Linked DNA regions of Homo sapiens: all the other regions are linked to region 3. Evidence: chromatin contacts called from ENCODE Hi-C or POLR2A ChIA-PET data. All regions are on one chromosome and are shown on one strand. Each heading gives the region's core, a stretch centred on a gene start or an enhancer-like site at or near the end of the contact. The rest is flanking DNA. Distances are from core to core; before and after follow the strand shown.

Evidence for each region. A loop is a pair of places that touch in the nucleus more often than their neighbours do. ChIA-PET counts read pairs that join two places held with the same protein, here RNA polymerase II (POLR2A). Pooled maps may share reads with other maps.
Region 1: a loop to region 3 is called in a map of endothelial cell of umbilical vein, with 6 times the contacts of the local background. The contact joins two enhancer-like sites. A Hi-C loop is called at or near these places in 3 of 168 maps with a recorded cell type or tissue (cardiac septum, chondrocyte and endothelial cell of umbilical vein) and 8 of 50 pooled maps.
Region 2: a loop to region 3 is called in a map of naive thymus-derived CD4-positive, alpha-beta T cell, with 4 times the contacts of the local background. The contact joins two enhancer-like sites. A Hi-C loop is called at or near these places in 15 of 168 maps with a recorded cell type or tissue (MCF 10A, PC-3, Right ventricle myocardium inferior and 8 more), 20 of 37 single-sample maps with no recorded cell type and 17 of 50 pooled maps. POLR2A ChIA-PET finds 5 or more read pairs at or near these places in 4 of 52 experiments (A549, AG04449, AG04450 and 1 more).

What each region holds. Positions count from the first base shown.
Region 1 is chr12:79,842,386-79,846,143 of GRCh38, forward strand. It overlaps PPP1R12A (protein phosphatase 1 regulatory subunit 12A), which reads right to left. Exons shown (of 25, transcript NM_002480.3): 3 at 2,917-3,035. Among named protein-coding and RNA genes, the nearest start is that of PPP1R12A, 91 kb to the right of the region's middle. Within about 2 kb of position 2,451, at least 2 of the 41 ENCODE cell types and tissues checked have a DNase peak (open chromatin) inside an H3K27ac peak, as active enhancers do; they include endothelial cell of umbilical vein, where a contact is called at or near this core.
Region 2 is chr12:79,774,532-79,778,388 of GRCh38, forward strand. It overlaps PPP1R12A (protein phosphatase 1 regulatory subunit 12A), which reads right to left. Exons shown (of 25, transcript NM_002480.3): 25 at 1-1,484. The coding sequence ends at 1,398. It overlaps PPP1R12A-AS2 (PPP1R12A antisense RNA 2), which reads left to right. Exons shown (of 7, transcript NR_187531.1): 6 at 3,820-3,857. Among named protein-coding and RNA genes, the nearest start is that of PAWR, 85 kb to the left of the region's middle. Within about 2 kb of position 1,765, at least 2 of the 41 ENCODE cell types and tissues checked have a DNase peak (open chromatin) inside an H3K27ac peak, as active enhancers do.
Region 3 is chr12:80,184,818-80,188,344 of GRCh38, forward strand. All of the region lies in intron 1 of OTOGL (otogelin like), which reads left to right. Among named protein-coding and RNA genes, the nearest start is that of OTOGL, 87 kb to the left of the region's middle. Within about 2 kb of position 2,037, at least 13 of the 41 ENCODE cell types and tissues checked have a DNase peak (open chromatin) inside an H3K27ac peak, as active enhancers do; they include endothelial cell of umbilical vein, where a contact is called at or near this core.

The DNA.
Region 1 (3,758 bases), core at 1,201-3,700, 340 kb before region 3:
TTATTTACCTTCTATTCCTTTCTAATCCTTAGTTTCTATTTTCTGATGAAGCACATTTCAGCAGGAGTTGGCCCTCTACATCAATATTTCATACCATTCCTCTATCATTTGACCTCAGTAAAACACAGCTCTAATAATACCTGTTTGATCACTGCCTAATGGACTATAACAAAAATCACATGTGGCACTTTGTGTGTGTGTGTGTGTGTGTGTGTGTGTGTGTGTGTGTGAGTCCTGCCCAAAGGTACTGCAGAAGTAATCACACATACATAAATTTTTAATTGTAGTAAAATAAACATAAAAATAAAATTTACCATCTTAACTTTTTTTTTTGTTTTCAGAAAGGGTCTCACTCTGTCACCCAGGCTGGAGCACAGTGATGTGATCAGATCACTGCAGCCTGGAACACACGAGCTAAAGCGATCCTCCCCCCTTAGCTGGGATTACAGGTCTTAACTATTTTTAAGTGTACAGTTCTTAAGTACATTCACATTGTTGTGTAACATATCTACACAGCTTTTTTCATCTTGCAAAAGAAAAACTCTGCCATTAAAAAACAACTCCCTTTTCTCCCCTCCTTCCAGCCCCTGGCAGCCATCATTCTATTTTCTCTATGAATTTGACTATTCTAGGTACCTCATATATGTAGAATCATTTGTTTTTGGTTTTTTTTGATCACTGGCTTATGTCACTTACCATAAAGTCCTCCATGCTGTAGCGTATGTTTGATTTCCTTCCTTAAGGCTGAATAATATTTCACTGTATATATATTTCACATTTTATTTATTCATCCATCAATGACACTTGGTTTGCTTTCATCTTTTGGCTAATATGAATAATTTGTACACCCATGTTTGTACAAATTATTCAATTTCAAAGAGTTGAGTTGTTTTAAATTCTTTTGGGTAGGCTGGGAGTGCTGGCTCATGCCTGTAATCCCAGCATTTTGGGAGGCCCAGGCAGGAGGATCACCAGAAGTCAGGAGGTGGAGACCAGCCTGGCCAACACGGTAAAACCCCATCTCTACTAAAAATACAAAAATATTAGCCAGGCACGGTGGCAGGCGCCTGTAATCCCAGCTACTCGGGAGGCTGAGGCAAGGAGAATCACTTGAACCCGAGAGGCAGAGGTTGCAGTGAACCCAGACTGCAAAGGTTGCAGCGAACCCAGATTGCGCCACTGCACTCCAGCCTGGGTGACAGAGCAAGACTCTGTCTCAAAAAAAAATATAGATATAGATATAGATATAGATATAGATATAGATATAGATATAGATATAGATATAGATATATGGTAAATTTCTAGAAAAGGAGTTGCTGGATCATTTTTTTTTTTTTAGACGGAGTCTCACTCTGTTCTCAAGGCTGGAGTGCAGTGGTGCAATCTCAGCTCACTGCGACCTCCGCCTCCCGGGTTCAAGCAATTCTCCTGCCCTCAGCCTTCTGAGTAGCTGGGATTACAGGCGCCCACCACCACGCCCAGCTAATTTTTGTATTTTTAGTAGAGACAGGGTTTCACCATGTTGGTCAGGCTGGTCTCAAGCTCCTGACCTCGTGATCTGCCCGCCTTGGCCTCCCAAAGTGCTGGGATTACAGGCATGAGCCACTGCTGCCAAGCTGGATCATATTTTATATATACATACATATATATACACACACACAGCTTTATTAAGATCTAATTCACAGCATTTACATAGCATTTAAAGTGTAGAATTCAATGGTTTTTTTTTAGTAAATGTGAGGAGTGGTGTAACCATCACCACAATCAACTTTAGAATACTCATCACTCTTGAGTAATGAAACTCTGTGCCCGTTAGCAATCACTGTTATCTATAAATGAACACCTCCCAAATTTACATATCCATTTTGTAACTGCAGACTCGCATATTCAACAGTTTGGATATCTAACACGCAAAACAAATTTAACATGCCTGAAAATGAAGCCCTAATATTTCCCTATAAAACCTACTCTTCTTACAATCTTCACATCTCAGATAGGAACTTCATCCATCCATTTGTTCAAACCAAAAATCTTAGAATCTTCTTTTTTTCACACCTTCTAGCTAATGACTCAATAATCCTCTTGGCCAAACCTTCAAAATATATCCATAATCCAATCTCTTCTCATCACTTCATCTACTACCAGTCAAAAATAAATCACTTTATTTTGTCTGGATTATGTCAGTTATTTCCTAACCCTTCTCCTACTTCTGTCCTTGTCTTCCTACAATCTATTTTCAACACAAGAGCCAGAGAGATCCTTTCTAAAAGTATAACAAATCATGTCAATCCTCTGCCTCAATCCCTCCATTGGCTTCCTATTTCACTCAGGTTAAAAGCCAAAGTCTTCCCAATGGCTCACAAGGCCTTAAGGTGATATGACCTCCTGCTACTTCTGTGACCTCATCTCCTTCCTGCCTCTTCCTCTGCTCTGCCTCTAGCTGCTTCTCTGCATATACAAGACAACCTCCCATTCTTGTATTCATTGCTCCCCTTGTCTGGAATGCTCTTTCCCCAGATCATCATGACTCATTCCCTCATTGTATTCACATCTCAGCTTAAATGACCCCTTATCAGTGAGCCTTCTTGACCACACTATTTAACTTTGCAATGTGCCACTTACCCTGTGCACTTTCTATCCCCTTTGCCTACTTTATTTTGCTCCAAAACTTTTACTTCCACATAATTTTATGCCTGATCCTGCTGCTTCTAACATTTCTTTTAACTTTAAAAATACTTAAAAGATAGAGTGGAGAATATTTTAGAAAACAGAAACATACTGTACTATTGTTTTGCAAGCTGAATTCATTTTTTTCATGAAATTATGATTGCCCTTCAATGTCAACAAATATTTTTGCTGGAAAAGTATCACATTCTTTCTAAAACATTTTTCCATTTAGGTTGCTTTTTATTTTACCTTGCCGATTAACTTCATTTTGAAGTAGCTCTTCCATTGCCTCCTCCTCCGCAATATCTAAAGGTGTATCTCCTTCACTGTTGACAGCCCCTACATGTGCTCCTTGACCAATCAAAAACCTGTAAAACCAAAGGAAAAATAGTTAAGCAAAAGATATTATCATTGAAATAAAACTAAATGCATAACCAATGAGGAAAGTTCCTATATAAAGCAGCAATAAAGGGCAGTATATACATTATTTAAATTTTAAAAAACTATCAGGCCAGGCGCAGTGGCTCACGCCTGTAATCCCAGCACTTTGGGAGGCCAAGGCAGGCGGATCACGAGGTCAGATCAAGACCATCCTAACACGGTGAAACCCTGTCTCTACTAAAAATACAAAAAATTAGCCGGGCGTGGTGGTGGGCGCCTGTAGTCCCAGCTACTCAGGAGGCTGAGGCAGGAGAATGGCAAGAACCCGGGAGGTGGAGCTTGCAGTGAGCTGAGATCAAGCCAAAAAAACAAAAAACAAAACCATCTAGAGCATGTTTCTTTTTTAAATTTATATTTCCTAATTTTTCTATAATGTACACACGTTGCTTTACCAATACAAAAATGTTAATTTTTAATAATAATTAGAAAGTCTCATAGGATCCACCTCCACTGAGACTTCTCATTATCTCCATATGGACTGGTTTCCTTACTGGTCTCTGCGCTCCCAATCTCATCCCGCAAACAAGAGTTCTTAAGCTGGGGTTCATGGGTAAAATTCAGAAGGTTCATAAAAAATTCAATTAACACAGATACATTAAATTATTGCTTATCATTATTTTAAAATTAGCTATTAAACCCACCACTAGGTC
Region 2 (3,857 bases), core at 515-3,014, 410 kb before region 3:
AAAGATGTAGTATTTTTTGCATGGTTTAATGAAAATATAAAAGCTATTTGTCCAAATAAAAGCCATCGTCACTATGTACTTGGTTTTGCGCTTTTTTTTCCTTAAAAAAAAAAAAAGGCCACTGAAATGTATAAAATGGTCTGAACATGATGGTGGTATCAAAGTCGATGCCTCTTCACATGGCAATAACAGTGCATTTAACATTAACTCACGGGTTAATTCTGCAAATGATTTCATAGCATTACTTTGGCTAGCACAACAGTTTTAGACAGCACTCAGATAAATATAGGTATGTGAAATGTAAAGCAATTATCTTATGCAACTTTAATTATGGTTGAGTACTATCAAGTGAAAACTGAAAATAAAAGCACTTTACAGTAGGAAACTTTTGTAAAGATAGGGCTCCACATAATGTGTAACTTTTAAAGTCTTTATATCACATTGTTAGCAAATTTTGTTTTTTAACACTATCATGGAGTAGCCTACTCTGCATTAGCAGACATTTGAAATAAGAAATAGTCAAGCATGCCATGTGGTGGTCTAAAAATCAAAACAATACACTTATTTGTATATACAGCATCACTCAGTACCTGCTAAAATGAATGTGAAGATTACAGAATCTAACATCTTATACTACAATAAAAAAAAAGTGACCAATGAAGCAGAAAATAGGAATTAAAAGATCTAACCTCAAATGACTTTAAAGCATTCATATAAGAAATAAATGCATATTGCACAAACAGTGAAAGCATATGTTCCACCAAGCAATTCAGTTCCAGGTGGGAGACAACACAGCATTAGCCTAATACATGACAATAATCACAGAAGAGCAAGTGTTCTTTTCTGTAATGAAAAAGCTGTGAAAACATAGAAGACTCTGCCACATGAAGAGTTTAGAAGGAAAAAATACAAACCCAAACTTAGATGAAAAGCCAAAAAATTTAAATATCGAAAAACTCGAAACTGTGGCACATCAAAAAATGTTGAGTAACTGTCTTCTGTGAGAGCTGAAAGTTTTTGTTGACACAAAAGTATTTATGTACAACTAAGGCTTACTGGTTAAATATCTGAGGCATATCTGGCCTTGAACACTTTCCTTATATGCTGGAGCTGTAAACAAGTTTTCTCAGTCATTAAAAAAAAATCTTCTCAGCAGCTGCATTAACATGAAACAATGGTCTTGATTAAAAAAAAAAAACAAAAAACAAACCAACAACAACAAAAACACCCCAGAAAATTAAACAAAATGAAACAAAAATTCTAGATAAGAGGGCATTTGGCAGGATATCCGAAAATGACAGTCTCCAAGGATTCTTCCCAGACTTCCAGTGACTGCCAATTATGGTCCACTGGGTTACTAATATGTGCAATTCCATTACTTGCTGCTTTTTTTTTTTTTATTTGGAAAGTTTGCTTATAACTCTGATCAAGGCCCCATTTTCATCCTTTAGCCTCTGGTTGTCTGCTTTTAGGTCTGGTAACATCTATAAAGAGAAAAATTGAAGATCAAGTTTTACCTTCAATATTAAAAGATAAAACATTATTCTTAATAAATGTTATATTTTCACCACAAAACACATGATCAAGCTTTGTCAGTTATATATATTTCTAGTATCTAAAACATGTATCAGGAAGAAGGAAAAAAACCACACCTGGATTTGTAAAGCTAATTAGTTTCATAAATGCTGGAATGAAAGGTTTATTCTCTCCAAATTTTCCATTGAAATTTACTAAATCACTTGATTTTATGACTCACAAGCACACCACATTCCAGCAGCCAAGACAAGCCTGTTTTTGTTAGGATAGGCTCTTAAAAGAGGTTCCTGTCAGCACCTAAACCAAAGACTTTTGCTTTTATGTATGTCAGACCTAAAATCATAATACTTAATATTGTTCCACAAGAAAGTCAAACTACCTAGGAAAACATTGAGGAAATTAGACTTGTTCTAAATTATTAAAATTCCTTAAACGATTCACCTACAGTAGCTCAGTTTAAAATGCCTAAACAATGTCCGATCCCAGATAGATGCTTATTAAATGGTAACAAGCAATTACTATTATTAGAATAGTGCATCATGTTTAAGCTAAAGTAGAAAGTCTGTATCTATGATCCAACTATTACAAAAATAACCAATTTTGAAGCAAATAGCCTCATATCTTCAAACAACACATCTCAATTTTCTGTTGTTTTACAGACAAATTGATGAAGGGGTGAAAATATTACAAGTTAACTGAATACTCTACTAAGGATGATTAAAACTGTATGTTCTTTGCCAGTTTCACTAGGAAATGAAATAGCTCATATTTTTGGTCCCTAAACCATACTTTCCAAAATAGTCCTCTTTCCTCAGTTTTCAAAATGTATTAGTTTATCTAACTTGATAAAAGTAAAACTTCTATTTGCAAAACTAGGTAAAGCAAAATCTTTAAGAAGATTTAATTTTACGTGGAACCAATATGTTCTTATCTGTGTTCAGAATCTTTAAGATATAAAATATAGTAATATTAAGTTTATTCATTTGAATATTTGTAATATAAACTTAAATATAAACTAATGTGGTTCTGACTTCAAATGACATTATTTTGAAAAACATAATGCATGCTTAATCTTCAGCTTCAAAATATATTAATTATATGTAAAATGTTATATACTGTTGGTTTTCTCTCTAGTAAAGAACTGTAAATAATAGTCATATTTTAAGTCCTAAAATATCTGTATAGCTAAAAAATGTGCAAAAGCTTTACAAAAGTACAGATAAGTCTTTAACTTAAATTCCAAAATCATCCCTAATTTTAATGTAGCTCATCAATTGCAATATACAATTAGTGACAATTTCTAACATTCTAAGAAGCCATGCATAATTAGTTATATGATATGCTCCAGACACAATGGCATTAATTTGTAAAAGTGAGCTCTTACAAAACACGCCTACTAATATAAAAACACCTGCCTGGCTCTACCAAGAAGAAATGATGAAACTAAAAATTATAGGTTCACAGACTGCAGTTGCCTATAGAACCCTGAGCGCTTGGCTACCACTCTTGTCAAGGCCCTATTCTCAGTCAGCAGTCGCTCATTTAACTCCCTCAGAGATTGAATTTGCTTTATTTGGTGCAGGTTCTGCAGGAATCAGAACATAAAGAAATAGGAATAAAAAATAAGAAAATGGAAAAGAGTATAATAAGAATGTAATCACAGGTAATTTTTTAAAAATATTACGTCTTAAAGGAACAAGAGATTCAGAAAGGTAAACACTGTATTCCTAAAATTCTATTTCAAACTAAGTAATACATAAGCAAACAAAATACAAAAGATTTGTCTCCAATCTTCAAAGCCATTCAATAATGGTCTAATAACAAACCAAACAATTTAATAATGAAATATCTAAATCTTGAACTTCTAATTCTGTGGGTACAATATACTTACTATGCACTGGTTCATTAATTCACAATGTGATAAAGATTTTATGAAGGACAGTGTGGTAAGAGGTAATCAATTAACTATGCTACTTGTGAAGACATTCAAAACATAATTATTTCTATAGGTAATATGGAGTTTGATAAAATACAGCTCTGCCTGTTCACTCCCCTAATGTCCTTTACTTTCAAAGGAGAACATTTTATAGTAACCCCCTCCACTACTTACTCGCCAAAAAACATGAAAGTATATAGAAACATAAAGAATAAATAATAAATCCTACATCTTATTATTATTGTCTAACTTTTTCTATACCTGAACAGCAAAAGTGCTACACAAATTAATTATCAAAATAATTCGGGTTTTATTTTTTATTTTATTTTTGCTCCTTCTTTTCATAGGTGTTAAGATTTGGGTTTTAGACCCTCTTCTGGCTCAC
Region 3 (3,527 bases), core at 787-3,286:
GGGTCAAAAATAAACGTGGCTCCTTGGCTTCTCCCTCCCATTTATTTTCTGGCATCTTATAAGTCAGTATTCTTGTATGATGTCATGGGAGGAGGAACTGCATCTCCCATATGACAAGTATTGGACTGTTACTCATCTGCCTTGATGTGTAGGGGTTCAGAGATAGATTTAATTTAATTTTAGAAAAACGAAGTAGTATATCTTTTCTTCAACCTACTAATTTATCCTCTATATATGGAGGCAACACAGTTTCCTGATTCAAGACACTGCCCCGGATGCCAATGCTCTGTTAACACATGTAAATGGCATCCTAAAGTGGAGCATGAGACATATAGAGAGGAATCAGGAAAATGGGCTGGTATAATGAGACAGGCAATGTGAACAGAGAGGAAGTAGGCATAGTGGTTAGGTACACTGGCTCTGAGGTCAGGCTGCCTGGGTTATAATGTAAGTTCTGCTATATTATAAATTAATTTTTTTTTTGAGAAGGAGTCTCCCTCTGTTGCCCAGTCTGGAGTGCAGTGGTGCAATCTTGGCTCACTGCAACCTCTGCCTCCTGGGTTCAAGTGATTCCGATTCCCCTGCCTCAGCCTCCCAAGTAGCTGGGATCACAAGTGTGCACTGCCACGCCTGGCTAATTTTTATATTTTTAGTAGAGACAGGGTTTTGCCATGTTGGCCAGGCTGGTCTTGAACTCCTGATCTCAAGTGACCCACTCACCTTGGCCTCCGAAAGTACTGGTATTACAGGTGTGAGCCACTGCACCCGGCCAAATTAGTGTTAATGTCATTGTGTTTCAGTGTCCTCATCTGTAAAAAGGGATAATAATGGCATTGCTTCATAATCTTGTTTTGTTAATCATAATATAAAATGAAATGATGTGTATAAAACTTTTACTTTACTGCCTAGCATATTAGTTTTCAGTAAATATTAGTGATCTGCATTTTACACATGGGTCCTATGTGCTTACTGAAGATGGCTGTATCTTAAAGTCTATATAGAAAAATGTAATTATCAGGATTGATTAATTGCTGCTTATTCTAATTTATTCACAAAAGGATTTGAGGTGGCACTACATAAGATACAAATATAAAAATATTAGAAAAAAGGGACAAATAAGAAGAGTTAGATGAGATCAAGAAGATATAGAAACACAGGCCACTAAGGCCCAACACTGCACCTGCAAGTGGGCCATATATTCAGCACTGGGCTTTCAGGTAAGCATTTAGGGCTTCTTTTCCAAGGGTGTCCTTAAAGTCATACCCTTCCTATATTTTTATCTTTTACCCCTTATATCTTGGCAACTTAGTCACATCTCACGCTCTCTGAAGGGAAAATGTGTTCAAAACCAAATTCATTATGTTTGCTTCAAAACAGTTGTTTTTTTCTTTCTTCCTAATTTTGGTTAAAGGCTCTACCATATGCCCAGGTCTGAGATGTGAAACTCTGGGTTTATCTTGGTCCCTTTCTCCCTATATCAAGTCCATTAAAGTCCATCTTTCCTACTTAGCCGCGTCTCTCCCATCAGGTGTCATCTTCCCTTTCTCTCTGCCATCCCTCTGGCTTAGATCTTCATTACCTCTCGGATGTCTCTTGTATTATTTTCCTGTCCATGTTTCCCTCTGCTCTTTGGTCTCCCTGTTTCAATCTCTCTAATGCATCCCTAACACATGTATCTTCCCCAAACAGAGTTCTAATCATATGATTCACTTGTTGAAAAACTTTGAGAGGCTCCTCACTGCATTTCAAATAAAGAATAAATGCCTAATCGTCAAGGGACCCTCACGATCTCATCCATTCTTTATTTTCAGACGTATCGCTCACCACTCCCAAACACATGGCAATGTTTTAACTGCTCTCCCCAACTCTTCTCTCCTTTCCTGTTCCTGCTTGTTTGGGGAGGTCTTATTAATCTGTGTTATCCCATGTAATAGAGTACAGTGCCTTGCTTAAGAGTTCAGTTAAAAACTGTTTGAAGTTTTGCTTCCTGTGAATTCAAAACCCATGGAGTGCTGCCCTCTTTTGGCTAAGATAGCACAGAGTCCAAAGCACCACATAGGAAATGATGCTGAATGACTCATCTTTTCCTTTGGGTTAGAATCCTCATGGAAACAAACAAGGCAGGGTGAAATGATTCCATCCTCTTTTCCCATATTATCTAGCTTCAAAGATTGTTTGTTTATGGAGATAGAAAGAAGATAAAATTCTGTATAGAAAACTTGGAACTCGACTAATTCAGATAATATATTATGTGTAAACTCAGAGCTGGGGCAAAGCCAGTAGTTACTTTGAACACATCCAGAGCTCCAAGAATCTTCAGGCCTCAACACGGACTTTTATATAAGAGGTAAGGGATGAGAAAACAACAGGGTTCCCTAAAGGCCTCTTCACATTAAGAACAGCTTCCTGATTTAGGGACGACTTAGGCAAGTGGCCAGGTTGTTTTTGTTTTTTTTTTTTATACCGATACTTAGTATTTGGTGAAGTAAGAAAAATAGGGCCTGGCCTAGGAGGTAAAGTTTACTTCTGCAGACCCTGCTGGGGCCAATCTGTGGCCATACCTGAGCCAGTCCTGAAGATCCAGCAGAAATATGGAGGAAGGATGACACGAAGCCCAGGAAGAGTAATACATTTTTAAGAAAGGACGACAGGATGAGAGGTGCACAGAAAAAAGCTTCCGAGTGGATGCCATCTCCTGATTACAATATGAATATTCTGGGGTTGTTAATTTTATAAAGTTATAACCACATCTTTATTACTAATCACATTGAACCTCACTAAGTATAAAGACAATGAATAGTAAATATGTATGCATTATAAATAACTGGAAAGCTCAATTAAGACAGGCCTTGAGCTTTATCTCAAGTGTCAATAAAATCAGACTTCCTTGGATCTGAAAGGGACAGTCATTCCAAAACTGAAACTCAGTGGGTGACAGGATGCCCACACCTCTTGGAGGAGGACAGAAAGGTTTGTGGGCTGGTGTCAGATACAAGCTTGGCACCATCTTTGATTAGGAGCTAATGTTAGCAGAAAGATCAAGTGTCAGTCATGACCAGAGTTGTTTTCTACTATCTTGAGAAGGTCACCGGATTGCTGCCCCTTCGTTTTTGAAACCTGATCTGGGGACCACAAACAGCCACAATGAATTGGATTACTGCCATGTGCTCTAAATTGGGCTGACAAGGCTGACTCAGTGCCAGGAGTTGACACAGGATGCAGCTTGAAATATTCACTTGGGGAGAGGGTTGAGATTTCTTTTTAATTGTCAATGATGTTATTTGAAGAGATAGGATTGAATATGAACACTGAGGAGTGAAATAAATATTTGTCATGCACTTGGATAGAGAAGATCCACAAAGGTCAGAAAATTTTCTGTGTTAAATTTTATGTTCTGGGGATTACTTGGCTATACTGGGAGGCTGCTGTTCCTTTTAAAAAGAGGTGAGCGGTGGTTCATGCCTGTAATCCCAGCACTTTGAGAGGCCGAGGCGGGCAGATCACGAGGTCAGGAGTTCGAGACCAGC